2 separate regions of the Homo sapiens genome follow, and region 1 is linked to region 2. A link is a loop called in an ENCODE intact Hi-C map of the cell type or tissue named here. Cell type or tissue: Panc1. All regions are shown on one strand. Each heading gives the region's core, and the rest is flanking DNA. Links, peaks and the distances in the headings are about the cores only.

What was found. Peaks named below come from ENCODE experiments on the same cell type or tissue, not always from the same donor. Only the 100,000 strongest peaks of a DNase experiment are listed, where the experiment ranks them.
Region 1: a loop joins it to region 2, with 11 times the contacts of the local background. A loop is called at or near these places in 107 of 110 quality-filtered maps.

Annotation. Positions count from the first base shown.
Region 1 is chr11:128,947,580-128,962,555 of GRCh38, forward strand. No RefSeq gene overlaps it. Among named protein-coding and RNA genes, the nearest start is that of TP53AIP1, 12 kb to the left of the region's middle. In Panc1, for the core only: CTCF peaks have their summits at 9,068 (motif pointing left) and 9,274; a DNase peak (open chromatin) is centred at 9,062; H3K27ac peaks cover 832 bases.
Region 2 is chr11:128,873,116-128,888,091 of GRCh38, forward strand. No RefSeq gene overlaps it. Among named protein-coding and RNA genes, the nearest start is that of KCNJ5, 11 kb to the right of the region's middle. In Panc1, for the core only: CTCF peaks have their summits at 11,783 (motif pointing right) and 12,000; a DNase peak (open chromatin) is centred at 11,766.

The DNA.
Region 1 (14,976 bases), core at 7,561-10,060, 71 kb after region 2:
CCAGCCCTGGATTCACACCCAGCCAGTCTGGCTCCTGGGCCTACTCTCTTGCCTGTTATTTTATACCACATTTATAGGTCCTAGTGGTTATTAATAAATACAACTCTTTGGATTGTACATGTACATTAAAATTTCTCAGAGGAAGCCAAAGGTAGTCAACAACTCCAATAATGCACTGACTGTAGCATTTATGATAAATAAGCAATCAGTGAAGCAGAATAATTCATAAGTGTTCTTTCTTGCTATTAGAAGACTTGGATGCTATAAAATATGTACATTTCACTACACCATCTTATGCATATTTATCACCTTAGATGGTTTCACGTGTCTGCTTTTAGCTAGATTATACATTCTCTGAGGTTAAGAAGTGCACACTCCCAATATTTGGAGCCCTGGCACAGAAAGCCAGAGAAAGCCCAGTGATGCATTTTCATGGCTGAGTCACGTTATGCAGGGGAGCTCAGGAGAGCAGCTTTCAGTTCACAAAAATATTTTTAGCTATTTTCCAAGTTGGGAAATCTAAATCTAAAATATGTTTTGGGGCATTTATTTCTCTTTTAGAAGATATTTAACTACATTTTTATAACTTGAAGAGAAATGTATCCACATAGACACAATTCCAGTTGAAAGAACCCTATAGAATCCATAGTATTAAGAGCCTTTTAAAAATGTATAAAGAAAACAACAAGTTTTTTTTCCTGAGCCGATCTCTGAACCAAAGGGCTGTAACTGAAGTTTGACCATGACCCAAAGTTTCTTCAGAATCTCTTCGCAGCACACTGAATACCCCCACCCCCATCAAGGGTATTCTCAGCTGCAACGCCTGCCTCCTGGACAACGACCTGGTATTAAGTGTTAAAGAATAAATGCTAGTGGTCAGAGCCCTTTTGCTGAAAGTCCCAAGAGAACTTCTGCTCCTGATCGTGCAGAATTCAGCAATTTAGAACAACCTTCCATCTGAGAAGAAATTAAAGAGGTAGATAAGGTCTTCTAAAAATTGCTCTTGAAGGCATTATTAGCTCATTAGTGTGGTAACAAGATAATGATGAATTAGTAGGGAAAGATCTAGGAGTGAGACCAGAGGCCCAGGGAGAAGAGCCAGCAGCCAGGACCACTTTTCCACCCGAGGCCTGTGTGGATTCTAGAGGAGCTGGATGAAAGGCGGGTGGTTGCCTGCGGGGCTGAGTGCACCTGCCTTGGAGTGCAGAGGCCCCTGGTGTAGGGTGAGCCTGTGTGTGGCTGGTGGCCTGATGAACCCTCTTCCTTTTGGGTTGAGATCATGGAAAAGCTGCACCCTAGGAGCAAACTGAACAGAAGAAGACTCCTTTCAAGGCAACTGCAGTTCAGCCTTAAGCTATCTCAATCTCTGAAATTGGAGGAGGGTAACTCCAAGAGTTATCCTGTACCTCTGAAATTGGAAGAGGGTATTTCCAAGGATAGCTTGGAGTCATCCTATGCGTAACTCCCAGTGTTATGCATCCTGAGATGCATGGCAGAAGCAAGCTGAAATCCTCTCTGGAGGAAGGTGATATTACCCTAGCCCTCAAATTGCTTTAATAAACAATGTTTCAAAAATAATGTTCAGCACACAATGAGGAATAACAGGCACACAATAAGAAAAGGAAATGAGCTAAGAGAAAACAGGCAATACAAACAGGCTTACAAGGACTCAAAAAATAGGAGCTATTGGACATGGACTTTAAAACATCTATGTGGCTGGGTGCGGTGGCTCACGCCTGTAATCTCAGCACTTTGGGAGGCCAAGGCAGGCGGATCATCTGAGTTCAGGAGTTCCAGACCAGCCTGGCCAACATGGAGAAACCCCATCTCTACTAAAAATGCAAAAAAAGTAGCTGGCCGTGGTGGCAGGCACCTGTAATCCCAGCTACTCGGGAAGCTGAGACAGGAGAATCGCTTGAACCTGAGAGGCAGAGGTTACAGAGAGCCGAGACCATGCCATTGCACTCCAGTGTGGGCAACAAGAACAAAACTCTGTCTCAAAAAAACAAAAATAAAAATAAACATCCACGTATACATGTTTAAGATGACAAAAGACAGTATTGAGAATTTTGGCAGAGAACTGGAACTATATATGTAAAAAAAGAATATTTCAGAACTGAAAAACTGATTATACTTTTAAAACTCAATGGATGTGGCCGGGTGCAGTGGCTCACGCCTGTAATCCCAGCACTTTGGGAAGCTGAGGTGGGTGGATCACGAGGTCAAGAGATCGAGACCATCCTGGCCAACACGGTGAAACCCCGTCTCTACTAAAGATACAAAAGTTAGCTGGGCGTGGTGGCACACGCCCAGCTACTCAGGAGGCTGAGGCAGGAGAATCGCTTGAACCCAGGAGGCGGAGGTTACAGTGAGCAGAGATTGTGCCATTGCACTCCCGCCTGGCAACAAAGCAAGACTCCGTCTAAAATGAATCAATAAATCAATAAATCTAAAAATAGTTATAGAACTTATAGAGTGATGAAAAACACCCAGAATGAAGCATGGAGAGACAAAATACAGGAGACAGAATGTTAAATTAAATTAAATTTGGGCTGAGGCTGACTCCTTTCTTAAGTCCCTACATAAAAAAATTGCAACCTAACTTAGTATGTAAACAAACTTGCAACTAACTTAGGAGTATTTCATAACAAACAGCTGGGTGTCAGCCAATAACAGCAGCCAACCTTCAGCCAGTCACAGGCAGCCAAGTGATCAGGCCGCGTTCAAATAAAGCAAGTGCCAAGCCATCAGCAATCAAACTGTTACTGTAACTCACTTGGGATTTTCTGTCTATAAAGATTCCCTGCTGACATTGCAGAGTGAGCTCCCTGAACCTCCTCACGTTCTGAGGGCTGCCCAATTCACAACTAAGCAAATCATTCTTTGCTCAGTTAAACTCTGTGAAATATATCAAAAGTTCTTCCTTTTAACAAGAGTAAGAGATAGAGAGGATATAGTAAGAGAATCCAACATACCTATACTTGGAATTCCAGGAAAGGAGAATGAAAATGAAGCAGAGACAAAATCTAAAGAGAATGGCTGAGAACTTTACAAAAATGCTGAAAAATATTAAGCCACGTATTTAAGAAGTTCTACAACTCTAAGCCAAAAACATTTAAAATATATATATATTTAAATTCATACATATATGTATCACCTCCATATCTATACACATTATAGTAAAAATGCTAAATAACAAAAAACAGAGACAAAGAGAAAATCTTAAATGCAGCTTGAGGGAGTAAAAAAACAAACAAAAAACAATTACCTTCCAAAGAGTAACAATTAGACTTAAATCTGACTTCTCAACAGAAACAACAGAAGTTAGAAGACAATAGAAAGAAAATAAGAGCCAGCCTGTACCTGATGAAAATGACCTTCAAGAATGAATTCAAAATAGAAACACTTTTGGCCAGGCACAGTGGTTCGCACCTGTAATCCCAGCACTTTGGGAAGCCGAGGGAGGCAGATCACCTGAGGTCAGGAATTCAAGACCAGCCTCACCAACATGGTGAAACCCCATCTCTACTAAACATACAAAGGTTGGCCGGACATGGTGGTGCACATCTGTAGTACTAGCTAGGTTGAGGCAGGAGAATCGCTTGAACCCAGGTGGAGGAAGTTGCAGTGAGCCGAGATTGTGCCACTGCACTCCAGCCTGGGCCACAGAGTGAGACCCTGTCTCCAAGAAATAAAATAAAATAAAATAAAATAAAAATAAAATAGAAACATTTTCAAATAAACAGAAACTAAAAGAATTCATTAATAGCAGACCCATACTAAAGGACATTCTAAAAGATGTTATCCATGCAGAAGGAAATGATCCGAAGTGGAAGTTCAAAGATAGACCAGCTATAAAGGAAAAATTGGATAAATCTAAATATTTTAAAGTTAAGACTTTATTCCTTGAAAGACATCACTAAGAGAGTGAAAAGATCAGCCACAGACTGGGAGAAGATACTTACACAACACATGAAATGAACAAAAGATGCCTATCTTTCCTTACATATTCTTAGGCAAAGCACTCCTTGAAATTAAGAGACAAGACAAGCACTGAAAAAATGAGTAACAGGCAACTCACTGAACTTATAGACTGATGAAAAATACCCAGAAGAAAACATGGAAAGATAAAACAATGTAAAATACAGAAGAGAGTATGTTAAATTAAATTAGCGAAGGAAATGGAAAGGGCAATGCAAAGGGTTTTCTGGGTGCGAGAATGTTTCTGTTGATCTGGATGATGGCCACATGCGTACTCACTTTGGAATAAGCCTTACTTGGCACTTTCTCAACATATTATATTCTACAATACAAAAGTTTTTATAAAAAAGAGTGAAACTGGAAAAAAAAGGATAAATACTGGGTTGTGGGAGGGGTTAGAAAGATGAGCTGTTGGAAAAACACACAAAGAACTTCAATTGTTTTAGCTAATGTGCTTGTTTTAAATTGAGTCATAACTTCGTAGTATTCAGTTACTTATGCTTTATAGTTTAACAACTATGCAAATTGCTTCTAGTTATTTGGTTTTTTAATTTAAAAATTAATTTTAAAAAGACAAAATGTTAGAAATACATATAGTCATTTATATCCACCCATAAGTGATTCAAGATGAAAAAGCCGGCAAACTCTGTTCCCTAATCCAAACCCTTAAGAAGCACAGGGAAATCGGATGATGTTCTGCTGAGGCCTCAATCAGGTGGATCAATCTCCACCCAAACTCATAGAAACAGACCAAGAGACAGAATGCATGTGGATTCTAAAGGTTTCTTGTTATTTTTCTGCAGAGCCTGAGGCCTGAGGTAAACCCTGAAAAAATTACTGGAGAAAGAAGTACGTTCAGGATTAGAATCTGAACCCCCAAATTCTTCTCCAAGGGAATGCCCTTTGGGCTGTTGAGAAGGCAGTGGAACTCTGCAGACAGACACAGCAGACACGGTGGACCTAGCCATGAAATCTGCTGAAGTCCAGGGAGTTCTTGCTCTTCTCCCTAGCTGAGGTCTCAAGCACCTTTTCCTGGCTGCTTTGACCCTCCCTCCCTCCTTAGCTGTAATACTTGTGGGTCCCTAACCTGCAAATGTATTAGTTTTTCATAGCTGCTGTAACAAACCTAGTGGTTTTAAAAACACATGTTTATTGTTTTGCGATTCTAAACTTCGTAAGTATAACATGAGTCTCACTGGGCTAAAATCAGGTTGTCTGCTGGCTGTGTTCCTTTCTGTACTGTCTAGGGGAGAATTTATTTTCTTGCCTTTCCCACTTTCTAGAGGCAGCCCACATTCCTGGGCTCATGGCAGTCTTTCCACATCTTCAAAGCCAGCAACAGCAAGTGGAGTCCTTCAACACTTTGACCTGGATCCCAGTTCACATCTCCTTCTCTGTCTTTTTCTGCCTCCCTCTTCCACTTTTAGGAACCCTTGTGATTACATTGGGCCCATGAATAATCTTCCTATTTTAAAATGAACTGATTTGCAGCCTTGATTCCTCTCTCTGCCACATAACCTATTCATAGGTTCTGAGCATTAGAACATAGACATCTTTGGGGGCCATTATTCTCCCTACCACGGCGCTTCACTAGCTAACCAGGCTTGCCTGCTCAACACACCTTCCAGTCAGCTGTGTGTGTGTGTGCGTGTGTGTGTGTGCTTGTGTGTGCATGAGCATGTGTGCGTGCTTGTGTGTGAGGTGTGTGTGCATCTGTGCATGCATGTGCGTGTGTGGTGCATGCATGGGTGCGACAGTGTGTGTGGGTGCGCGTGCAGGTGTACGTGTGCATCTGTGCATGCATGTGCGTGTGTGGTGCATGCGTGGGTGCGAGTGTATGTGTGTGCATGTGCGTGTGTGCATGCGTGTGCATGTGTGTGCATGTGTGTGCGTGTGTGTGTGTGCGCGTGTGCATGCACATGGGCATATAATTCAAATTTGAATTGGTAGCCACTGATTGTCAGACATGAGGAAAGTTTCTGACATACGGAAGAGGAACAAAAACAGATGCAAAGGAAATTAAGGGGAAAAAATGCAGGGTACAAAATAATAGTAATAATTCCCTCTCATATCTCAGAGAGGAAGGTGCTGCCTGGATCCATCAAACAAAACAAGAATATAGAAAAGAGCATCCCAAGATCAAGAACGAATTCTTGGAAATTAAAAATATAGAAGATGTAAACAAATTCCACATCAGGGTTGTTTCATAAATGAGTAAATATCCCAGAAAGTAAAACAAAATGTCAGACATGGACAAAAGGAAAGAAAGGATAAGAGAAATTGAGGATCAATATAGGTTCAGTGGCCCACGAGGTTCCAGCATCCAATTAAGCTGATGTTCAGAAGGCTGAGAAGAAAATACCAAGGAAAGAATTCTGTAAATCCCCAAACTGGAGACCGATTGAAGGGGCCACTGCCCAGCACTATTAGTGCAAAAAGACCCACGCAAAGAAACATCATCATTAAAACACAGAAACACCAGGAAAAAAGAGATTTAAGAGTTTCCAAAGGGAAAATAGTTCACATGTGAGGATCAAGAAACAGAATGGCATCAGACTTCTCCACAGCTAGATTTGCTGCAGAAGACAAAAAGGAGTATCATCAAAATTATGCGGGAAAATGATTTTCAGACTAGGATTCTGTATTAAGCCAAACCATCAAAGAATATAAGACCAGCGGGGTAAAAAGGTATGTTCAGACATGAAAGGTTACAAAAATTACTTCCCTTGCACCTTTTCCCACTATAAAGAGAGAATGGCATAAGACAGAGGAAAATGGGATCCAGGAAACCAGGGATTCCTCTCCAGAGAGGAAAAGGGAACCCCACAGTTATACCAGCTGTGACTCAGGCCCAGAGAAGAGCTACTCTAGATTTGGCAGGAGGGTGAAGCATCAGCAAGCACTCCAGGAGAGAGCTCTCTTACCTGCCTCTAAGAAAAAGAACACGAAGAAACAGATCCCCGATATTGGGCGGAAATGTACACTTCCACAGCAGAGGCTGAGGATGGAGGAACTGGCACACAACAAATACTATTGATTAAAGGGTTCTGGACTAACTAGCATAGGAAAATGGGGATGGGGAAGCCTGTGTGTGTTGGCGGGCTGCGGAGGGCAGTGGCCTGCATTAGTGAAGAGTGTTATCCTCTTCCTCCTTATTAGGAAGTCGGTACAGATCGTCTAACACGGAAAAATCTAGAACTAGCATATTGTCTAGACATAGGGTGGTAAATACCAGAAGAAACATCCAAAAGAGTTTGAAAAGTTTGTCTCTGAGCAATAGAAAGTGAGAAATGGGAACTGCTGTTTTATCATAAGCCTTGTGATTCGATTTGACTTTTAAAACTAATTACTTGCATTATTTTCATTACAGAAAAGCTGTGCTACAGATGGCAGCTGTGATGGTGTGAAAATCTTCAATTCTATGGCACTTTGGACTAATTCTCACATCCCACTGGCCATGGCCTTACCTTCCACTGTGCGGTATTTCACTCTTCTCAGAGCATTTTCTCGTAGGTTACTTGATGCGTCCCTCAACAGCCCTGTGGGAGTCATGACACAGTTTCTATCCCCATTTTACAGATAGAGCGGTAGAGGCTTTGAAAAGAAGTAACTTACCAAGGTCACATGGTCAGCTTCCTCAATTCCATGTGGAATCCAGCAGGTATAAATAGAAGAGTCACATAGTTCTTAATAAAGAAGCTATGACTAAAACCAAAAATTTCTGACACTTAGTCCAGGTTATTTTTAACTAAATGATGTATCCTGAAATGTTTTGTTTTTTGTTTGTTTTGTTTTTTAGATGGAGTTTCGCTCTTGTCACACAGGCTGGAGTGCAATGGCACTATCTTGGCTCACTGCAACCTCCTCCTCCCAGGTTCAAGCAATTCTCCTGCCTCTGCCTCCTGAGTAGCTGGGATTACAGGCACCCTCCATCATGCATGGCTAATTTTTATATTTTTAGTAGAGACAGGGTTTCCCATGTTGGTCAGGCTGGTCTCGAACTCCAGACCTCAGGTGATCCACCCACCTCGGCCTCTCAATGTGTGGGGATTATAGGTGTGAGCCACTGTGCCTGCCCCCTGAAATTGTTCTGAAGAGTTGCTCTGTGAATAAAGTGTTCCTTGATCCCTGCTGTATACTTCCTCTGAGAAAGTACTATGGGATCCCTGCTGTATACTTCCTCTGAGAAAGTACTATGGTGTCGTGTGGATATCTAAGAAATGATGCAGTTCAAAGCAAACCAGTTTAATCCCTTATTTTGTAAACCTATGAGATCATGCCACCTTCTCGGGGAGGGGTGGGGTTGGAGAGATTCCCATTAACACTGAAGTTCCATGAAGTGAAACTTGGATGATTCTGACTGGGGCCACGTTCAAGCCCAGAACCAGTGAGCAGAAGTGGCAGGTCCTAGAAGGGAGACTGGAGGGATCAATCTTCCCCAGGAACAGTGGCTCCTAATGTGCAGATGAAATGGAATCACCTGGGAAATTCTGTTGGCAATACAGGTTCCAGGGCCCACGAAGAGACGACGGTTTGGTGGCGCAAGCCTGGGAGTCTGTATTTTTGAAAAGCTCTGTGTGGGACGCGGAAGCCTCCAGGTTTGGAAACTCTGCTGGGGCTCTGAAGCCCTGCCTGGACTTAGCATCTGAAACTAAAAAGCCAGGGTCTAGATGCTTCCTACCATTTTCTAAAAATGGCAATAAACAACACTTGAGAATTTAAAAGCATGAAATCATCCTTAGAAATCATGGACTCCCATAATGAAAGCAAACCACCGCTTGAGTTCTTCTGATTTTTATCCAACCTGTTCATCTTACCCTTCTTTTTTTCAGGGCAACTTCCAAAAAAAAAAAAAAAAAAAAAAAAAAAAAAAAAGCAGCGTATCAGCTATCCTGATCAGCGTCCAGCATTTGCTGCCTGGTCACTGCCCTTAAAACTACCTTTGTAAAAGTGGGATCAAGAGATGAGGAAGAATCACACCGAGTCACCTATTCCATCCCATATCTATCTTACCAGGAAGCTCAGTGAATCTTTCCAATCAACAGGAACACTGGTGAGTAAAAAGCGTGTCACTAGCACCATCTGGTGGCTTCTTAAAAATACCAATTTCTATGCAGTAGGCATGTTGAGTCTCCACACATGAAGGGACTCCTTGTGGTTACAAAGGACATTCCTTTCCTTTCCAAAGGCTGAGTTTAGGCAAAATAATAAAGTTTGTTAAAGTGACTGTTTCCAGCAACCCCTTCCTTTCTTAGCTTTATGTATGTGTGTATGTATTTAATAAGCAAACATAGGTGAGTGCATGCCATGTGTCAAGCTCTCATGGAGCTTATGAGCTAGCGAAGGGATAGAGACAATTAATAGATAAACCAATAAGTAAAAATACTTCTGAATGAGAAGTTCTGTTTGGAAAATGAAGAGGGTGATGTGATCAAGTGACTACACCAAACTGGGTCATCAAGGCAGGCCTCTGACGCAAGACAGGGAGGAGGAGCAGCCTTGCCTGGCTAGGAAAAGCACTCAAGGCAGAGGGCACAGCTTGCACAGGAACCTGGAAGAGGAGATGAAATCAGAGAGGCAGATCTCACAGGCCAAACTGAACCATTTGGATTTAATTTAAGGCTCCCGGAAGTCTTCGGAGGGGCAGGTGCCAAGAGGAGCGAGAGGGGAGAACGGTGCCCCAGAGGGGAGGAGTTGCGTGCACTGGGCAGCTGGGCAGGCAGCTCCCCTCCAGGCGGCACAGGACATCTCCTTACGGCTCCACAAACATCACACAACCTCAGGGTTGGGAGGGACTTCCAGGTTTGCTCCAATTACCCATTCCGTGTCTCCATCCCCCAACACCACCTTTGCTTGATGGTCACCCATCTCTGATCGCTTCCACCGCTTAAGGTCCATCAGAACAAGCCTAAGTCCTTTTCTTCTGTGAGCCCTGCATATACTTGGGCTGGCTCTCATGCTTTTCCTTTCCCTCCCAAGCCTCCTCTCTTTCACTGCCACATGAGTTATAGGTTAGCTGCATGTGCTGCTGAGGAGCTCGAGAGGTGCCAAAGGAGCTCGTCAGGTGCCTCACTGGACAATATGGATGGCTTTGGACTAGCAGTCAGTCACATTCTCTAAGGTGGGGAACCAAAGGTGCCACTCGTTGCAAGAGGCAATCATACCAGAAAGCCAAGGAGATGACCCAAGAGTGGGAGAGGACATTGTTCTGGAACCTACATCTGTGATTAGTGTAGCAAAGTATTTTTTGAGTCCAATGTTGGATACTTTTTCCTAGCCTCAAGGAAGCTACTCCTGCATGTTTTAGCTTTTTAGGAGAAGGGTCGTAAAAATAAGAGAGCCAGTATAGCCTTTAGGAACCTAATAATTACAAAACACTGGCAGGAACAGAACCATCTCCCACCATAATCAAAGTAAAATACTTGCAAAGTGGTACCGAGAGGAACACCCAGGAAGGGGGGCGTCTCTATTGCAGGACCAGGCAACTGTGAAATTCCGTCATGGCCACTCCTTTCAGAGGGTTATTGTGGCTCCTGGGATTCAAGGGCATATGGGGTATTGGGAGTCCAGTAACTTTATAGGGTGTAGGTAACATCACTGTTGTCTTCTCTAAAACTCACGTAACTTAGAGAAGCAGATCATTCAGGAACTCAAGTTTTCCTAGATTTTACTATCTCTTAGTACATAGATTCTACATGCTTGTTGAAAACGATCCAAACCTTCATTGTTCCTTCTCTTCCGAAGTTGCTACGGCCTGGAAGAGAGTTCCCATTACACCTTCTCAGTTCCACACCCTAAGATGCTTTGTAGGGTAGATGTGAGTACGGGAAGAAAGTCTTTCCCAGACACCTAGAACATCACCCTTCCTCTCCTGCAAGTAACCCCCTTCCCTACTTTCCAAGCACTGCTCAAAACTGCTCTCCTTTTATGACTACTTCTACCAGTGTTTAGTCATCTGGCAGTTGAATTTTAGATCATGTAAGCCTACTTGTCTTTGCTTCTGTGACCAGCAACCAACACCAGTAGTCCCGGTGCTTGTAACATATGAAAGTAAACCAAACAAATGATGGGATTCATCCTTGCTACTGAAGTAAGATGTCCTGTTATATTTCAACACCCAGTACAAAGGGGTTCCCAGCCCCTGCCTTTTACAAGAACTATCATATAAATAGCTTAAGTTTTTTCGTGTCTTATTCTGGGCAACGGTATAGCAATGTTTTTAACAGCAGTAATGAACTATGCTTACTATAGTGCCAGTTGTTGTGAGTTTTTGCATCTGTTAACTCATTTATTTCTCACGACCCATCAGTTTGTAGATGAAACCAAGGCATACAAAGGTTAAACGCTCTGCCCAGTGGCACACAGTGAGTAATCCATGTGGAGCTGAAAGTCACACCTGCACATGGATACTAGGGACCCATCAGCTCACTCCTTCAGGAAAGGTTGGTGCACATATTATGCTATAGTGTTATTTCAGGCACTAGGATTTAAATGAGCAAGACAAAGCTCTTGTCCTCTTGGAGTTCACATTCCAGAGAAACTATAGATAAAAAATAAATAACATAAAGCAAGTAATGGGGTAAGAGTAGTGACATGCTACATGAGATAGGATGGTCAAGGAAAGTCTTCTCTAAGGGGGTGGTGTTTGAGCAAAGACTTGAAGTGCGGGAGCGAACCACATAGATACCTGGGGCCTATGCACCCCAGGGGGAGGAGTGTCAGTCAGCACGAAGGCTGAGGTGGAAGTGGACTTGGCATGTTTACGGGAGGACAAGGAGGCTGATGAGGCGGCAGTACAAGGCAGAGGGAGGGTGGCTGTACTTGACTTCCAGCAGCATTCATGGAGCCCCCCGCCCCTTTGCATATCTTCCATATCTCTGCAGCTGGAACAAGACACACCCTCTCTTTATTTCCAGAAGCTTCTTCTTCTCCAATATATGGTTAGAAGCTTGTGGATGCAGGACCAACCTTCTGCTACCATTATGAGGTCTCAAGAGTGACACCTCATCTGGCAACCTATGCTGCCCCTCAATTTCTTTTGCCCTATAAACTGCCAGTCCTTGAGCTTGTCTTGGGGGCTATAATTGTCGCTCTCTGCTTCAGGAAGCTAGAGCACTCTTCTTCCGCATGCTGCTGCCCTTGTCAGTGACAGATGTCATGGGAGAACCTGAGTCGAGAGTGGAGTGGGAGGTAGATGTCCATGCTGTGCACTGCTCCCAGCTCTGCTCTCCTTCCAGACAGGGGGTCTACTGCCTTTAACTCGCACCTTGCTTGTACTGGCATGGCCTTCAGACTCATTCTATCTGATGAGTTGTGAGCAGGAACGACATGTGTGACTTCTGGACCACATTTTAACTATCCCTGCAAGCTCCTCCAGTGTTCTCCTCCCTTGCCTCACCATCCTAGGAGTTCAGTCTTAGGTGATGGGGGTAAGGGATGCCAATGGCTGCTCAGAGGACTGTTACCCAGGACAGTTGCCTGGACCTGCAGCAGGCTTGCCTTGAGCAGGAAAAACACCTCTTTTCATGTCTAAGGCATTGAGATTTTGGTTGTGTTACTACAGCATAACCCTAGCCTAACCTGACTAATGTGAGGAGTTGTGTTCCCTGCAAATCAACAACAACACAGTGCCCTAGCCTCGCAGGCACAACTACGTTAGGGATTCATGATCTTTGAGGATACACAGTGGGCATACAGTCTAACAGTGGTAAGAACTGCAGGCTCTGGGGTCACAGAGCTTGGGCCTGCACCCCACTTAACCTCAGAGATATAAACTCAGGCACATTACTTAAAACTTTCTAGGCTTTGATTTACCTGTAAAGTGGCAATAAAAGAAAAAATGTTACCTCACGTAATTGTTAGGAAGAATGAGTTAATATTAACATATGCAAAATACTTAGGATAGCCTGGTACATGATAATTGATCAATAAATTTTTAATGATATTAGCTACTATCAGTGCAATTACTATGCTCTTTTCTCTGGAAATGCATTTTGCTTTAACTGATCTTGAACCAGGAAAATATATATGTGTTTAAGAATAATGAGGCCAGAGCCAGTGGCTCATACCTGTAATTCCAGCACTTTGGGAGGCCGAGGCAGGCAGATCACTTGAAGTCAGGAGTTCAAGAACAGCCTGGCCAACATGGCAAAACCCCATCTCTACTAAAAATACAGACGTTAGCCGGGTGTGGTGGTGCACATCTGTAGTCCCAGCTACTTAGGATGCTGAGGCAGGAGAATCACTTGAACCTGGAAGGCAGAGGTTGCAATGAGACAAGATAGTGCCACTGCACTCCACGCTGGGTGACAGAGCAAGACTTTGTCTCAAAAAAACAAAACAAAACTTCATTATTTACCAAGTTTTACTATCCAGAAATGGAGAGCCAGTCAAATCCCTCTCTTTAGCAACTGTTTTGTAGAATACCAGGCCTGCTTTCCCTCATTACTTCTTTTGCAGAAATTCACCATGTTGCTTCTACTCCTGCCATCTCGTGTATTGAATGAGCCTGTGAGTAACTAGGGCAATACAGGAAAGCGATACCTGCAGAAGGCACCATCCACTAGAAGAGAAGGTGAAGCTCACAGAGGTTCCTGGACCACTTCCCTGAACTGGAAAGTTGACAGATGCAATAGATAACCTAGCACTAGACATTGTTCTGAAATGTAGACACAGTTCAGTCGTCATAATAGGTGCTATCTGGATAATGGTTTCCACTGAATAATTACACAAGACTTTTTGGTTGTTATTCGGACTTCATGGTAAGCAAGGACCTTCTCCACTACTACGTCACGCTATAGGATTCCCTGTGAAGTCCCATTTTAACTGCCAGGGCTCTCTTCCTGCGAGATCCAACCATGGGAGAACTTTCCGGTTATTTTTTCAGAAGGGTTGACCCTTAATAAATTCTTAATGATACAATAGAAAGTGGTTAAATACTTAATGATACAAGCACAATATAGCCCTCTTCCCTTCTATTGCTGCATGGTCTTGTGCTATTTCCAAGTAAAAGTTCTGGGTAACTTTTATTTGGCACTTGCTCTCCTGCTGAGCCCTGTACAAACACCTACTATCTAATTGAATCCTCACGGCAACCCTTCATAGGTACTATTATTCCCACTTTAGAGATCAGGAAGTCATGGCTTCATCAGAGTTTTAGAAATAATTTTAGAGGGTTTAGTGGGTCAGTAGAGGTTTTAGAGTTAGTAGCAGTCCAGATTCAACCAGCCAACTCTCAAGTCTGCTTTGAGTCAGTGTGTGCAGGTTTGACTTTCAGCTCCACATGGATTACTCACTGTATGCCACTGGGCAGAGCGTTGAACCTTTGGTTGAGCCTTGGTTTCATCTACAAACTGATGGGTTATGAGAAATAAATGAGTTAACAGACACAAAAGGCTCACAACAACTGGCACTATAGTAAGCATAGTTTGTTACTGCTGTTAAAAACATTGCTATACCATTGCCCAGAATTGATAAAATATGAAAAAACTTAAGTTAATTATGTGACGATAGTTCTTGTAAAAGTTTTGATGAGAAAAGAAGGAACATCACTTGGTCCTAGCTATTTGTTTTCCATGAGTGCAGTATTTGATTTTTTTGTTTGTTGTTGTTGTTTTTGAGACAGTTTCCCTCTGTTGCCCAGGCTGAAGTGCAGTGGCATGAACTCAGCTCACTGCAGCCTCTGCCTCCCGGGTTCAAGCAACTCTCCTGCCTCAGCCTCCCAAGTAGCTGGGAGTACAGGTGTGCCACCACACCCAGCTAGTTTTTGTATTTTTAGCAGAGACAGGGTTTCACCATGTTGGCCAGGGTGGTCTCGAACTCCTGACCTCAGGTGATCCGCCCACCTTGGCCTCCCAAAGTGCTGGGATTACAGGCATGAGCCATCACACCCAGCCAGAGTGCAGTATTTGAAAAAGTTAGCTGTCAAAAAGCAAATGTGAATTAGCTACACTTCCCTAACAAGACCAAATGTCTCAGGTCGTCTTAATATTATAT
Region 2 (14,976 bases), core at 10,703-13,202:
TAAATTATGGAAGAATGATATATATACATTTTTTAGTTTCTCAGAATGAAAGGCCACAAGATTCCAAATTCAAAGAGCCCACTAAGAACCCCAAACAAAAAATGTAAACCACATCAAGGCAATCTCATGAAACTTCAAAACATTGGAGATAAAGCAAGAGAAATATACTGCACATCAATGATTATGAACAATTGTTCACCAAAAGGGCACTTGAATCCCCAAAGCCACACAGGATGCTACGAAAAACAGTGGAGTATTTTCAAATTGAAATGTTGAGGGAAAATAATTCTATACCTAGCCTAACCCTCAATTAAATGTGCAGGTGGAATAAAGACCATTTCAGATACACAAGGTTCAAATTACCTCTTCCACACCATTTCCTAGGACATGACTAGAAGATGCAGCCACCAAAGAAAGGGAAGAATCCCAGATAATGGGACACAGGAAATCCCAGACACAGGGGCTCCTGCACGGGCAAGAAGCAAAGAGTCTTGCCTGGGTGATGGTGAAGGACCACCCTGCAGGACATCTGCCCAGCTGGCCCTGAGAATAGCCAGCACCGAGGGGTGGCCACCTCTCAGGAAAATGGGACAGACTGAGTTGCCCACATGTGTTAAGAGGGTGTTTATGGTTCTGAAGGGGATTTTCAGGATGAATCAGTGATAGACATATAGAGAACTATGTAAATAAGAAAAGGAGAACATTGTTAACTCCACTAAATGCAAGCAACTATAAAGGAGAGAAAATGTACTTATAATACCCTAACTTGGTTGAGCTGTGAACAATATTAGAGTTATCAGAATGCAACATTGAGTATTGATCTAATAAAATTTCTGATCTAGCTACATGGGAGTGTGGAGAGGAATATAGAGGGGATAATGTGAACAAGAGCCTTTTTAAACATTATATGTAGATTACTTTAACAAAAATAAATTTTAAAGGCACAGTCCCTTTTATCTTTGAATAATTTACAATGAAATGGGGCAAGACGAAGCAAACGCCCTGATGGTGGATCTCTATGCCTTGCCCTGACCATGGGTCTCCATGCCATTCAGAAGGAGCATCTGATTTGCCCTGAACCACAGTTGCTCACCTGAACCACAGCTCCTGGAGCCCTGGGAGTGGTAGCCATCCCCCCACACCCCAACACACCCCAAGTAAGAATGGCACAGTAACTAGCACTGAGTGACTCGGGGGTATCTTCTCCCAGCATCCACTTTTGGGTAGGGGGAAAGGGATGAATCCTCTGCGTACAACTGTCACCATCATCTGCATTTTGGCATCTCCCCCTATTTTCTCCCACAAGCCCCTCTAAAAATTTCGCTGAGGGCAGAGAACTTTTTTCAGAAATGCAGCTCCAAGACTAATGCTCATAGTTGGACGGTGTGGTTGTGATTTTTTTCTGGTGGATAGTATTTCCTCTCCTTGACTCCAGCTCCAAGGGAGGGGTGGTCTTGTTTAGTGATGTGGAAAACATGCTTGGCAGCTGCAAGAGTCAGACAGGAAGAGCCAAGCAGTGTCCACTGGCGAGTCTCATTGATACATGACTTCATCACCACAGCCTCATGGGTTTTGCAAAACTAGCTCACTGACATGTATTCAAACACAATGAGACTGAGTTGCATCTTTGCTTCATGCAGCCACAAATCTACAAGCTGTTTCCCATCCATACATAAGGCATCCCAGGCCACTGCTCTCTACAGATTCTGACCTGTGAATGCCCTTCTTTGATTGAGGAAGGGCAGCCATGCAGATGACACCACTGGTAGCAAGGCACATCACCTAACAGGCCCTCCAGCTCCTAAATGGAACAGGACAGAGGGACTCTGCTGGAAGAGGCTCTTCTACCTTTGAGGCCTCATTTTCTTGAAAGCTCCTGTCTGGTGAAAGAGTGATGGTAAAATCCAAATGTGTTTGTGACAGAGGAGAACTGGATAATCCACTGAGATGACAAGAAGGAAAGAACATTGCTATATATTCTCACAAGGGAAAGGTTTTGAGAAAGCCACATGCAAGAGATAAAAATGCTTTCCCTCTGAAACCTTGCCTGCCACTGCAGATGAAAGCATCTCACTCAGTGAGAAATTCCAGGTTGAAGACCTTTTTTTGAAAAAGAAATCGAATTGAATGCAGGGAAAATTTGGATGATTCCATTTAATTCATCCAAAGCTTTTTGAGGGCCTTACTAAATAAAAGGCAGCATGCTAGGCACTTTAGGAGTTGCAACGATAAACAAAACATGGCTCTTGCCCTTTAAGAGTTGAATCTCTTATAGAAGAGAAGACAGTCACAAACATAATAAGGCACAAATGCATAGGAAGGGTTATGAATATACAGAAGTTCTGTCCAGCTGGGAAAATTGGAGAAGCTTCACAGAGAAGGTGCTGTTGGACTGGACACTATAGAAAGATTAAAATTACAGCAGGTGGTCATGGAAGGTGGGGAGTAGAGGAAGGAGAAGCAGCATGGAGGCCAGAGAGTAAAGGGGAGAAAGCCGGGCTTAAAAGAAGATGTGCTGGCAGACAAGGCAGAAGGGCAGGTGGGAACAAGGTGGCAGGATCTGCTGTGCTGGGGAGGGTGACCTTTCATCCTTCCCTAACTGTGGAGACCCCTCCACACAGGCCCTGTGGCCTCCTTCTGGGGCAGGGACCAGCTCTTGGAATGCAGGAGCCAGGGGCCTTTCTGTAGGAGGAAGCTCACCACTTCTCTTTGTTTCTTATTGTCAATCTTGAGGAGTTTTGCCACGTTTTCCCCAGAATTTCATATTTACAAATATTGTTTCATATTTTGACATCCCTAGTAGGTTTTTGACAGATACAAAATGTTTCCTTCTCTAGGATATTGTGCAGACACATCCCATAGCCCAAACTTCACACCCAGAGACACATAGTAGGTTATTCACGGAGCCCTGACACTCACACCAGTCAGAAAGGGCATTACACAAGGAAGAGAAGGAGCCAGAAGCCCTCAGGCTTGGCCTCATTCTGCTCTCTCCCAGGCTTTCTAGAAAAAGATGTGGTCCCTCTGCAGTGCCCTGAGGCCTGCTTGCCTCTCAGAAATGCTCTGGAGACTAAATAGATTCTAGTCAGTTTCCCTGAAGCAAGCGCTTCATCAATGCTAAGCAGCACGGTATTTTTCCATCTCCCCACCCTTAGAGATGAATAGGGTGCCGACGCCGCAGGCTGTTCCCTTTAGGTAGACCGCGTGGAGCGCCCAGTGGACTCGATAGCGCTGTCCTGGGAACAGAACCTTCCCGGACTGTGCACTTTTAACCCTGCAGGTTCTCAGCTGTCTGCCGTCAGAAGGAAAGCATTCACACTCCAGTTCCCAGGAGACTGCAGCCAGGACGCTTGGGTTTCCACCACGGATTCCTCTGCTGAGGGGCTGCTCCGCGGTAACTTTCCTCCCGAGAAGCACAGGAATGAAACGGCGATGAGCCCCGTAGGTGAAGATGATCGTCTGTTCACCTGCAGTTCACAGAACCTTTGATGTTACTCTATCGTCTGGATCTCTTTTGCCTGTGAGGGAGGCAGAGAGGTATTTAGGCATGAGGCAGCAGAGGTTTAGCAAGAGGTGCTCCTGGAGGGCCTTGAACACCCATCCTAAAGGGGTCCTGGTGTTGTCGGTGGTGAGACCAGGGGTCAAGGCTGCACTCAAGCACTAACTCTGTGAACCTGACTGCTCAGTAGTTTCCATAGCTAGGTACCACACCAGCAATCTGAAAAGCCTTGGACCTCCACTCCCCAAGCAGCTGCTTCCTGGAATGAAAAAGAAAGGTTCATAGATTCACAAACTCCCTGCATTGGAAGGGAATTTAGAAGTCACCTCTGGCCTGCCCATATTTCCTGTGCTTTCTGCCTCAACAACATCCGCCCAAACACTCCAGCCTGCAAGAACCTTCTTCACACCTAGCCCTCGGGGCCCAGCCCTCTGGAGGTGCGCTCCCACCTGCTCCAGTGAAATAGGACCATCACCTCCTTCATTCTAGACATCATGCTCCTATTAATGCCCCTTAGAATTCATAGGGTGATTTGTATTGAGCTAGAAGTGACTTGTTTCATTTACAAGTGCTAAAGAACCCGTACATCAGGAGGCTGAGGCAGGAGAATCATTTGAACCGGGAGGCGGAGGTTGCAGTGACCGAGATGGTGCCATTGCCCTCCAGCTTGGGCAACAAGGCAACAAAAGTGAAACTCCATCTAAAAAAAAAAAAAGAACCCATGTGTCTCCCAGCCTGCACCTTCATGGCTTGTTGGCAGTTAACTTGCACAAGAGAACACGGATGATAGATAGAGAACCAGGGCTCAGATCCCAGACTCCACCTCCACTGTGCAATGGAAGCATAAATACTAAGCAGATCATAAAGACAAAATACTCTCTCTCAGTCTTCGAACATTCAAGAATTGGGGTGAGGAACTTGGCAAACCTCAGGGAAGACCTAAAATGTCTCCACCCCAGTGCCTGGGCTTGGTGGTGAAATCACAAGGGCAGGTTGGAGAGTGCCTCCTCTTTTTTTTTTTCCTTTTACATTTCTCTCCTTTTTGACACATTTGGAAAAAAAAAAAACCTGATAAGGTCTACCAAAAAAAATGTGGGCAACTTACTAGAAGCTTAAAGAGTAAATATATAAAAATAAATCTCTGGGAAAGGCTGGTGTGTATATAGGTCGTCTGAGCACTGTGGCAGAGATGGCTGTCTGGTAGGCTGGATTGATGAATACAAATAGGGCAGGAAGACAGGCCAAGAGCCCCACGGTGGCTTCACCACAGAAATTCTACTTTTCATTCTGAAGATGTGGCCTCACTGCTTTCCTGACCTCTGTCCCCAGCAAGCAGAGGGGAGACAGCAGCCTCCCAAAGCCTTCTCCATGAAGGCTTCCAACCCCCAAGTCAGCGGTCACGCCCTCCTCCCCTAACTCTCGCACTCTTGCAGGACTTTGTTGCTACTTCTCAGGTTGCTTTTATCTGTGATCATGGCTTTCTCCTTTACTGGCTTGAAGTCCTAGGAGGAGAGTAGGGACCTCCTCCGAGTCAACATTGTATCTCCCAAAGATCCTCACACTCCAGAGCTCCCAAGAGTGATGCCTGTCCAAAGAATGAATGAAGGATGACTAAAATTGTGTCTTCCCTTTTCTTTGCCTCACCCAACCTGCTAGTCCAGGATGCCTGTTCCCCTGCAAAGTGTCACCACCCTGACCCAAGAAAGTCTTTTCCAAGAGGTGCCCTCTGGGGTCTCACACGTACTCAAGATCAAGGCATGAGGTGCTCAAGGTGTCAGATCCACAGAGCCCACTGCGCCTTCCACAGGGCTGCCAGAACACACAGGAGGCCTGTACTGTGCCATCTCTGGCAGAGTGAGCAGGGGAGGTACCTTTCATTCTGTTTCTGGAGAGACACCAAGACCCACATCTGCAGGGGGTTGGGCTGAGGACAAAGCTGAGTGGCCCCTATACTGTGTGTATAACCCACCCTCTCCGCCTCCTCTCTGAAGACCCACGGTGTTACCAGGTTATGATGGTCTGGCTGATGATCTTCACTGGAGGCTACAATTCCTCTGGCAGCCAGTAGACCCTGGGAGGACCACCCACCACCCCCTCAGTCATGCCCAGACCTGTCAGATTCCCACAGAGCAGGCAGTTCAAGCTGGAACCTCTGACAAGAGAAGCAACAGATGGTGATGGCCCTGCTTCTCACATTCCTCTGTGGAGAAAGGAAATCTGGGCTGGGGAGTTGGCAGGGAGTGAGGCCAGAGAACCATGCCGGGGCCCTTTGGCAAGCTAAAGCCAGGGGCTCAAGGGAGATCCCAAGCTTTACATTGTGGTCCACACTGGCCTGTGTCTTTCTACGGTTCCATACTTCAGCATCTCACTTTGTTCCAGATCCCCAGTTGCCTCACACATGTCCCTGTAACATCTGAAGTCAAAACAAGCAGGTTCACACATTCCCAGCTGGTCAGCCCCTGTGCTCACTGAATGCTGGGGGGAAGTGGGCAGGGGTGGGTAGGTAGCAAATTCCCCTTGCACAGATAGACACTCGGCATGCACCTTCGCCCAGGCTCTGGAAGTCGTCAGCTTCTGCAAAGACAAAGCAGTGCAGAGACCTTGAAGTCAACGCCCTTCAGCCACATTAGATGATGTGATCTGCCCCACTCCCTACCATGCTGCTCAAAGATCCACCCACAGCTGATGCCGTGGGACAGTCTTTTTTGCATGCCCAGGGCCTACGGGACCAACTGCAAACCCCAGGCCTCTCCAGAATGTCCTAGAACTTCCAAAGAGCGGGTCTCACTGGCCTTTTGGCCAGGGTCCCTGCACTCTTTCTGAGCCTGCGGTGCCTTGGGGGCTATGTCATGAAGATTCCATTCAGGGGAAGGAAACGTGCTTTAGAATAAGGGCCCCACACTTCAGGGTGACAGCCTCAGGGAGCTTGGGTAGTAGGAAAAACACTGAACTTGGATCGGCAAATCTGGGCTTGAGGTCCGCCTTTGCTATGTCACAGCAGCCTGACCTTGAATGGTTATATAATCTCTCTGCGTATTCGCTTTCTCATTGGAAAAAGGGACAAATTCTATTTGCCATATACAACGTTGTGTGAATGTGCCCTGCAGCTTCTAAATACTATATAAAATATCATTGCTTGCTATTATTATTATGTGTAATACTAAAGTCAAATATAGCCAGGAACGAGGAAGTTCCAGTGTCAGTTCTGAGTCCTCTACCAATGCACAGCGGAGGCCACGCCGAGCCTTCCCCGGCTGTAACCTGCGGGTAGAGACAGCTGTCTCCAGGGACCCTGAGGGCCGCAGGGGCTGTGGAAATAGAGGGGCTGGGTGGCTGGGATGCTCTTTGGAGATCAGACAGCACAGAAGGCCTGGCCTAGGCTTGGTACTAGGATGCAGGGCTGTACCTGCCCGCAGGCAAGAGAATCCCAACAGGGACTCTGCTCTGTAAAGTGCTGTTGGTCTTGCTTAGGGGACAGTCACCATAGCGACCTTCATTGTGTGGCCCTTCCCACAGCGCTCTGGTGGACGGTATCTTATGAGATCACGTTAGCATGAGAAGGCAGCTGAAGAGGAGGGCGGAGACTGGCCCTGGCCTCCTGGCTCTTGGTCAGGTTAATAATCTTCTCCTGTAAACCCCTTTAAAAAAATACAAAACTATGTTTAATCCTACAAAAAAACCTAAGTGTTTGTTGTGCTGCTCTCCCTGGCTTTCATGGGGGGACTGCAGCCTCCTCGGAACTACAGTCTCACACAGGGAAGGGCTCCAGCCTGCGGGAGGTGGAGCTGCTGGATAAAAGAGCTGAGGCCCTTCTGGTGATGTCCACCAGCCACGAGGATCAGGCGGGGTCAGGGGCCTGGGGACACCAGAAAGGGGAGGGTGGTATGGAGTGGGAGGGTGGGGGCAGGTAGGGGGACTGGGGACAGCAGCTCCCCGACCAAAGCCTCTGCTCAATTGGGTGGTCATGTACCCTGGCCCCCAGAGTGGCCCACCTCTGGCCAGGCTGCCTCTTCCCTGGACGCAGCGGGCAAGTCCAGTGCCCAAGCTCTTGGCCTGCCCTGGTGCCTTGGAGCAGAAGTGACATGGGGCACTTTCATGCCCAATTCCTATTCCCCATGCCCACCTGTGCCACCCACACCCCAGTCCTGCCTTGTCCTTCCTGGCTCAGTAAGCAGAAGCCATGCCCTGCAAATCCTAACAGAGGAGGAAGATCCCATCCTGGCTACTCCCCACCCCCACAGCTCTGGGGCTTGGCTTCTTTTTTTCAAAAGGGCACAGGGGCTAAGGACTGCCAGGTTCTCTGGGGAAAGGGATTCTCTGGGAACAACTGTCCAATACATGTTCCCTGATGCTACTGTGAAGTGAGGCAGGGTGGTCTTTTTCTGTGACCCTCTAGAGCTCCTCAGGCCCCTCATGCAATTCTTCAATTCCCCCAGCAGGTGTGTCCACCAACAGACAGATGTGGGGTGACCCACTTGGAGCCTGCATCTAGTGAGGGACAGTGTCCCCTGACCCAGTAAGATCTGTCTTTGCCAGAGTGTCAGGGGGACAGCTTGATCAGCTGGAGGCAGGTGGGGGAGTCTGACCCCATCTAGAAAAAGTCCAATTCCTTTGTGTCTTCCCCCAATGTGACCTGATGTACCCGAAGGAAAAAAAGGCCTCAGCAGGGCTATGAATCAGGCACTTTCCAGGAAGGGTAAGCCTCATTCAGCAGGCTCCCACAGTCCAGTCCAGTGAACATGCCCTTACTTCTTGTTCAGGAGCCACGAAAAATGGCCATAAGGCATCTACAATTCACGCCCTTGTTGGATTCCAGACTCACCCAGCCATGCTTCAATCAAGATTTGGCTTCCTGTCCAGCCCCCCTGTAGGGAGAGATGTGCTGATCGTGCCATCTTGTGTATTTTGGCTCCCAGCACAGTCACACAGCTAATTAACGAATTCACATTTTCATCTAGATATCAGGAGGCTGAACTTCAGTCGGTGGAGATGGGCGTTCTCGGGAGATGGCTGTGCTTGAAATTAGGTGTCTAAACTTGTAAGAGCACCTCGGCAAATGGTCTAAGCTACATCACCTTCCGGGGTCTCTTGGAAGACAGATGACCCTCATGGAGACACCCAACCATCACCATTAGCAGTGTCCCCTTGAGATTTAAGCTTGTATAGCTATTTATTTATCTGATACCACATAAAATACATATGCCTATGGGGGCAGTAAACACAGCCTTTTTCATCAGTGCACATCAGAATCTACCGGAGAGCTTACTGCATAGGAGAAGGTCAAGAATGTTTACAGAATGGGTGATTAAAAATGAATGAATGACTTCAGCATAAAGATGGCAAGTTAAAGAAATGCTTCTACTTTTGCTCCCATCCAAAATCCCAATAAAACAACAGCTTTTTTAAAAAAGCATAAACCCTGAAGGGTGACAAGAACTGGAGAGGAAACAATAGCAACTTTCTTGAAACCCAGAAAGCAGATGCATTCTACACTTGTGCAAGAAAAAAAACAAACCAAGAACCAGTGCAATTGACACTTCAGACTCCCAAAAGGTTTAGATGTCTATGACCCTATCTACCCCTGGAAGTGGGGGGTGAAGGAAGCAGCCAAAAGAAGGGGGAGATGGGTTGAGAGTCCATTCAGGAAGCACCCTAGTTAGACCTCCTGTTCCCCTCCCGGACTCTGCCCAAAAAAGAGACTTCTCCCAGCCCTTCCTGGCAGAAGCCTGGAGATTTGTTCTCTCAAAAGTGGAAAACAAAGGGTCTCTTGACTGAAAAACACACAGAACCATTAAGGATGGGCTTATCAGACCCCCTCAAAGGATGACTAAGTAAACATATCCATACTAGATGTCAAGACTCCCAGCTCTCTCCTTCAACTTGGTTTCAGAAGGCTGGTGGTCAGGACTCAGTCCTCCAAGCAGGAGATTGAAAGAGCTCTTCCTGAGGAATCTGACTTTCCCGCAAGCAAAATCTGATACCAAGTGTTCCTGTAACAAAATGGCCTGCCAGAACACCCTACAGGGAACCCGACAGATGTCAAGTTCACAGGCCCAGAGCCTCCTCTTGCCCGGTTACCAGGCATCTGAGGAAAGACAGAGCAAAAACACAAGCATGAAAAGGCATCTTGGAGGAAACAGGGTCTGTACAGGGAGAAGAACGCTTCAAATAAAGAGGATGCTCCAAAAATCCTTCAGGGAATAGAAAAAAGGGGAGCCCTCGGAAATTAAAATATGATAGAAAAATAAAAATCTCAATGGAAGGGTTGAAAGAAAAAAGTTGAGGAGATCTACTAGAACATACTGCAAAAATACAAAGAGACGAAAGTAGAGAAAAAAGATGAGGAAATGAGAGGCTTCTGAGATCTGACACCTAAGTGAGAGGAATTCCAGGAGAAAACAGAGAAAATAGGAAGGAGGAAATCCTCAAAGAGGCATCGCAAGAAACTCACCCAGAAGGAAAGGCGATGATTAAAAGGGCTACCCAGTGTTCCGTACAGTGGATGAAAACAGTCCCACACCAAGGCACATCGTTGTGAAATTTCACACCACTACTCACTAAGAGAAGATCTGGCTAGTTTCCAGAAAGGAAAAAGAGGACCCGCAAAAGGATCAGGAATGAAACTTGCTTCGGGCTTCTAACAATATAATTGAAATGTGGAAGAAGAAGAAATCCCTCTAACATACCGAAGAAAAATAATTTCCCATTTAGAATTCTACACCTGCCCAAGTTGTCAATTGAATAGAATAGAGATATTCTCAGATATGCAGAATCTCAAAATTGTACCTTGCCCACTCTCTTTCCTAGGAAGCAATGGTAGGACGTGTTCTTCCTAAAAAGTAAGAGAGTGAACCAAGAAAGAAACACGCATGGGATTCAGGAAACAGGGGATGCAATATGGGAGTGAGGCAAAGCAAACAGAGATGCCAGGAAGCCAGCTGTGCGCTAGGCAGAGAGGGCAACCAGGCCAGACCAAAGGGAGCAGAAGGCACCAGGGAGATTTCTCCAGATGGAATCAGTAGGACTTCTGGTGCATCTGGACATCTTGAGAGGAGATTGAAATGGTAGGTGGAAATTTTTGCATTGAAATTGGTGATGAGGCCAGGCATGGTGGCTCATGCCTGTAATCTCAGCACTTTGGGAAGCTGAAGAAGGCAAATCACTTGAGGTCAGGAGTTTGAGACCAGCCTGGCCAACATGAGGAAACCCTGTCTCTATCCAAAATACAAAAATTAACCAGGCATGGTGGCGCGTAACGCACACCTGTAATCTCAGCTATTCAGGAAGCTGAGACAGGAGAATTGCTTGAATCCAAGAGGCAGAGGTTGCAGTGAGCCAAGATCGCACCATCGCACTCCAGCCTGGGTGACAGAGCGAGACTCCATCCCCCCAAAAAAGAAAAAAGAAATTGGCGATGAGAGCAAACACAACTACACAAACCAAACCAAGACAATTAATTAGTCCCTCCAGAGAAGAAAAAGAGTTGTGCAGGAAAGACAAAGCAATCTGGTTTGCTGCATGGATCAGCTACATACAAACAGAACTTTATAGACATAAAAATATTAAAACTGAGTATTCATCCAACCAAAATTGTGACACAGCTCCCTTGCTGGACGAGAAATGGGAAGTATGTGAGCACGTGGTGGGTTCAGGGGAGGAAAGGGAGCCACGTTTCCATCTTCAGTGGTAGAAAGTTCATAGGTCGTCTCTGAAGATGGAAGCATCTATAAGTATTACTAGAAGGGTGTCATTTACAGACAAAAACCAAAGGGAAAAAATAGCCAAAAGAAATGAAAGTGATGACCTCTGCAGATTGGAAGATGGTCAAAGAGGAAACCCAACTGCTTTTGTTTCAAATTATTTAGAAAAATGTGATGCTTCAAATATATTACTTTCATATATCACTTTTTTTTTTTTGACACGGAGTCTCGCTCTGTCACCCAGGCTGGAGTGCAGTGGCACGATCTCGGCTCACTGCAACCTCCACCTCCCGGGTTCAAGCGATTCTCCTGCCTCAGCCTCCCGAGTAGCTGGGACTACAGGCATGTGCCACTACGCCCAGCTATTTTGTGTATTTTTAGTAGAGACGGGGTTGGTTGGCCAGGATGGTCTCGATCTCTTGACCTCGTGATCCGCCCGCCTCGACCTCCCAAAGTGCTGGGATTACAGGAGTGAGCCACCGTGCCCGGCCAATATATTACCTTAATAAAACAAAAACTAAAGATCAAGGTAAGTAAATACATGTGTTCTACCTAGTGTGAAATCTCTTTCAAACACTAGATGGTGCTGTTGCCCCCCTTGTGGAAACCACACCGGGGCAGGGCAGGTGCTTGCTGGTCAGCATGTCTATGGAGTTTTCCACAAAACAGAATTAAGAGAGTTGTTATGAAAAAAGTTAGGAAGGAATTAAAGTTGTTCATTTTCTTTCCTTGCCAAATAGGAGCCCACTTCACTGGATAGGAAGAAAAACATCATTTGCCCCTAGCGGTGCAATAACTGGAAGCTCAGCGCTGGGCACCAAGCTGAGTCCTGGGGCTAAGTGCTGTGCCCTCTAGAAACAGATGTTGACTCGATAAAGTCAACTGTATGGCCAGCTGTGGCAAATGCCTCTCTCAGGCACCTGGGCCTGGACTCAAGAGTGAGAGGAAATTCAGGAACGGGAAGCTTGTTTCAGGGAAGCTGAAGCTACCATTGGTGCTCCCTATGGTCAGAATTCAATGGCATTAAAGGAACAGTGAATTTGGGATCATCCAATGACAAGTGGGAAGCTTATGCACTGGGAGAAGTCAAGGCATCAACATGAATATCAGGCCACTTTCCCAGAGAGCATGTCTGTTTTGAGTTGTGAGATGAATAGGAGGCCTCTTTAACACATCCTGCAAAGTCACTAATGACAGCTTGATGGCCTGGTCAATGATTAGGGGTTTTTTTTCCCATTGGCCCTATTTTCCATGACTTTTCTGGATCTGTACTTACCTACTTTGGACCTCTGCTGTGTTGCACACAGGTTTCATGGGATAAATACTATGAAAGAAATATTCTATTAACGAGGGACGCCGGCACACTGGCCACTCAATTTTCTTGCCACTCTTCCTTTCCAGGTCATTCTGCCACCCCAGCCTTGCTGACCTCCAGCCATCCTGATCACTCCTCTATCTCCTGTTCTGTATCCTTCTCCCTCTGTCCCAGATCTGAGCATAGTTCCCAGCTCTTGCCTCTTCTCCTTCTCTCTCCACCCTCCTCCAGATACCTAAATTATTTCTCAGAGTTTCAGTCTTCTCCTCTCTGCGGATGACATTCCAAAATCTCCACCCCATCCTCAACTCCCCCGTCATCACCAGACATCCATTCCTGCCTCTTCTCAGACAACTCCACTTAGGCAATTAGTGGAGTTGCCACTTTTTGTGGAGTTGCAATTAGTGGAGTTGCAATTAGTGGAGTTCTCACCAACCTTCAGTTAGACATGCATGCAGCATGTCTAGAATCAAACTCAGCAGCTCTCCCGTCCCAGTCACCTACTCCTGCTAATTTTCTCATTCCTGACATCAGGCATGCACGCATTCAATAAACATTTACTTGGGTTTTAAAAAACAAGGTTTACACCCTTAAGGAACTTGTAGATTGCAGGTAGAGGAGAGAGACAGGTCACAGAACCCCCAACACATGTGATCGGCGCTCTATCAGAGGGAAGCGGAGGGGTCAAGGTGTCCACAGAGGAGGGGATCTCAGTGCCTCTGGAGATTCAGGGGAGCTTAGCCCAGCTCAGCTCCAAGCCATCCAGTTTCATTCCTCTTCTCCTTTGGGCTCCTGTTGACCCTTTCTCAGCCACATCTTCTACATCATGCTCTTCCAAGCCCCAGTGTGCATAGTCACCTGGAGAGCTTGTTAAAAGGCAAATTCTCTTTGAGCAGGTGGAGGGTGGAGCCTGAGATTCCGCATTTCATACATGATCCCAGGGGGTGGCACTGTTGCCGCCAGACTGTGCAACCCACTACCCGTCCCAAGGCTCTTTCTTCCTTTGCCTTGTTGCAGCCTTATCACCTCAGGCCAGCACTAGGGCCCAGCCCACGAACGCTCTCCCTGCCTCCAATCCTAGACTGTGCAATACAGTAGCTGCCAGCCATAGTGCCTACTTAAATGCAAATTAATTAAAATTTAAAATTCCCTTTCCTATTCACAGTAGCCACATTACACCTAGGCAGTAGCCACAATGCCACATTATACAGACAAGATATCAGGCATTTTCTTCATTGCAAAAGTTCTGTTGGGTGGCACTGCACAATAATCTCAGCTCCACCTAAACTAACCACAAACTGACTACCAGCCTCACCACACTCTCAGCTCCTTGAAGGCAAGTTCTGTATTTGTCTTGTCATTTTTCTCTAAGTGCAGAACCTACCCCATATCCTTTCTTTCATTTGACAAATATTTATTGATCATCTCCTATGTAGCAGATGCTGTGCTTAGCACTGCTAAGGGGCACCCAGAGGTGAACAAGACAAACAGGGTCCCTGTCATTGCAGAGGTCACAAAGCACGTGCTCCATAAGTCTTCACTGAAATGAATAAATGAATGAATCATACACAGACAACCCCCAGGGAAATCTTCACAATGATTTTCATAATTCTCCCCAACTCAGAAATTCTTAATACTTGCTTTCAATCTGCAGAAGAAAATCCAGATGCCACAGCCTGGGATATGAGGCTCTTCTGAGAGGCAGAGATGCGTGGTTAATGTCTTCGTTTGTTAGGGCTGCCATAACAAAACATCACTGACGGGGTGGCTCAAGTAGAAATTGATTTCCCACAGCCCTGGAAGTTAGGAGTCCAAGATCAAGGTTGTCAACAAAGTTGGTTTCTCCTGAGGCCTCTGCTCGGCTGGGAGACAGCTGCCTTCTCCTAGTGTCCTCAAAGTAGTTCCTCTTCTTATGAGGATACCAGTCAGATTGGATTAGGACTCACCCTAATGGTCTTAGTTTAATTAATTCTTTTTTTTTTTTTTTTGAGATGGACTCACTCTGTTGCACAGGCTGGAGTGCAGTGGCACGATCTTGGCTCACTGCAACCTCCGCCTCCCAGGTTCAAGGGATTCTCCTTCCTCAGACTCCCGAGTAGCTGGGTCTACAGACATGCCCAGCTAATTTTGTATTTTTAGTAGAGACAGAGTTTCCCCACGTTGGCCAGTCTGATCTGAAACTCCTGACCTCAGGTGATCCACCCACCTCGGCCTCCCAAAGTATGAGATTATGGGCATGAGCCACCACACCCGGCCCCTTAGTTTAATTTAATCACCCCTTTAAAGGCCCCATGTCCAAATACAGTCACATTCGGAAGCACTGGGAATCAGGGCTTCAACATCTGAATTTGGGAGAGACACCGTTCATCTCATAACAATTAGAAATATGATCTTGGAAACTAACAAAACTGGGTTCTGCTAGCAGGTCTGAAATTCCTGCCAGTGTGAGGGGACTTGACTTG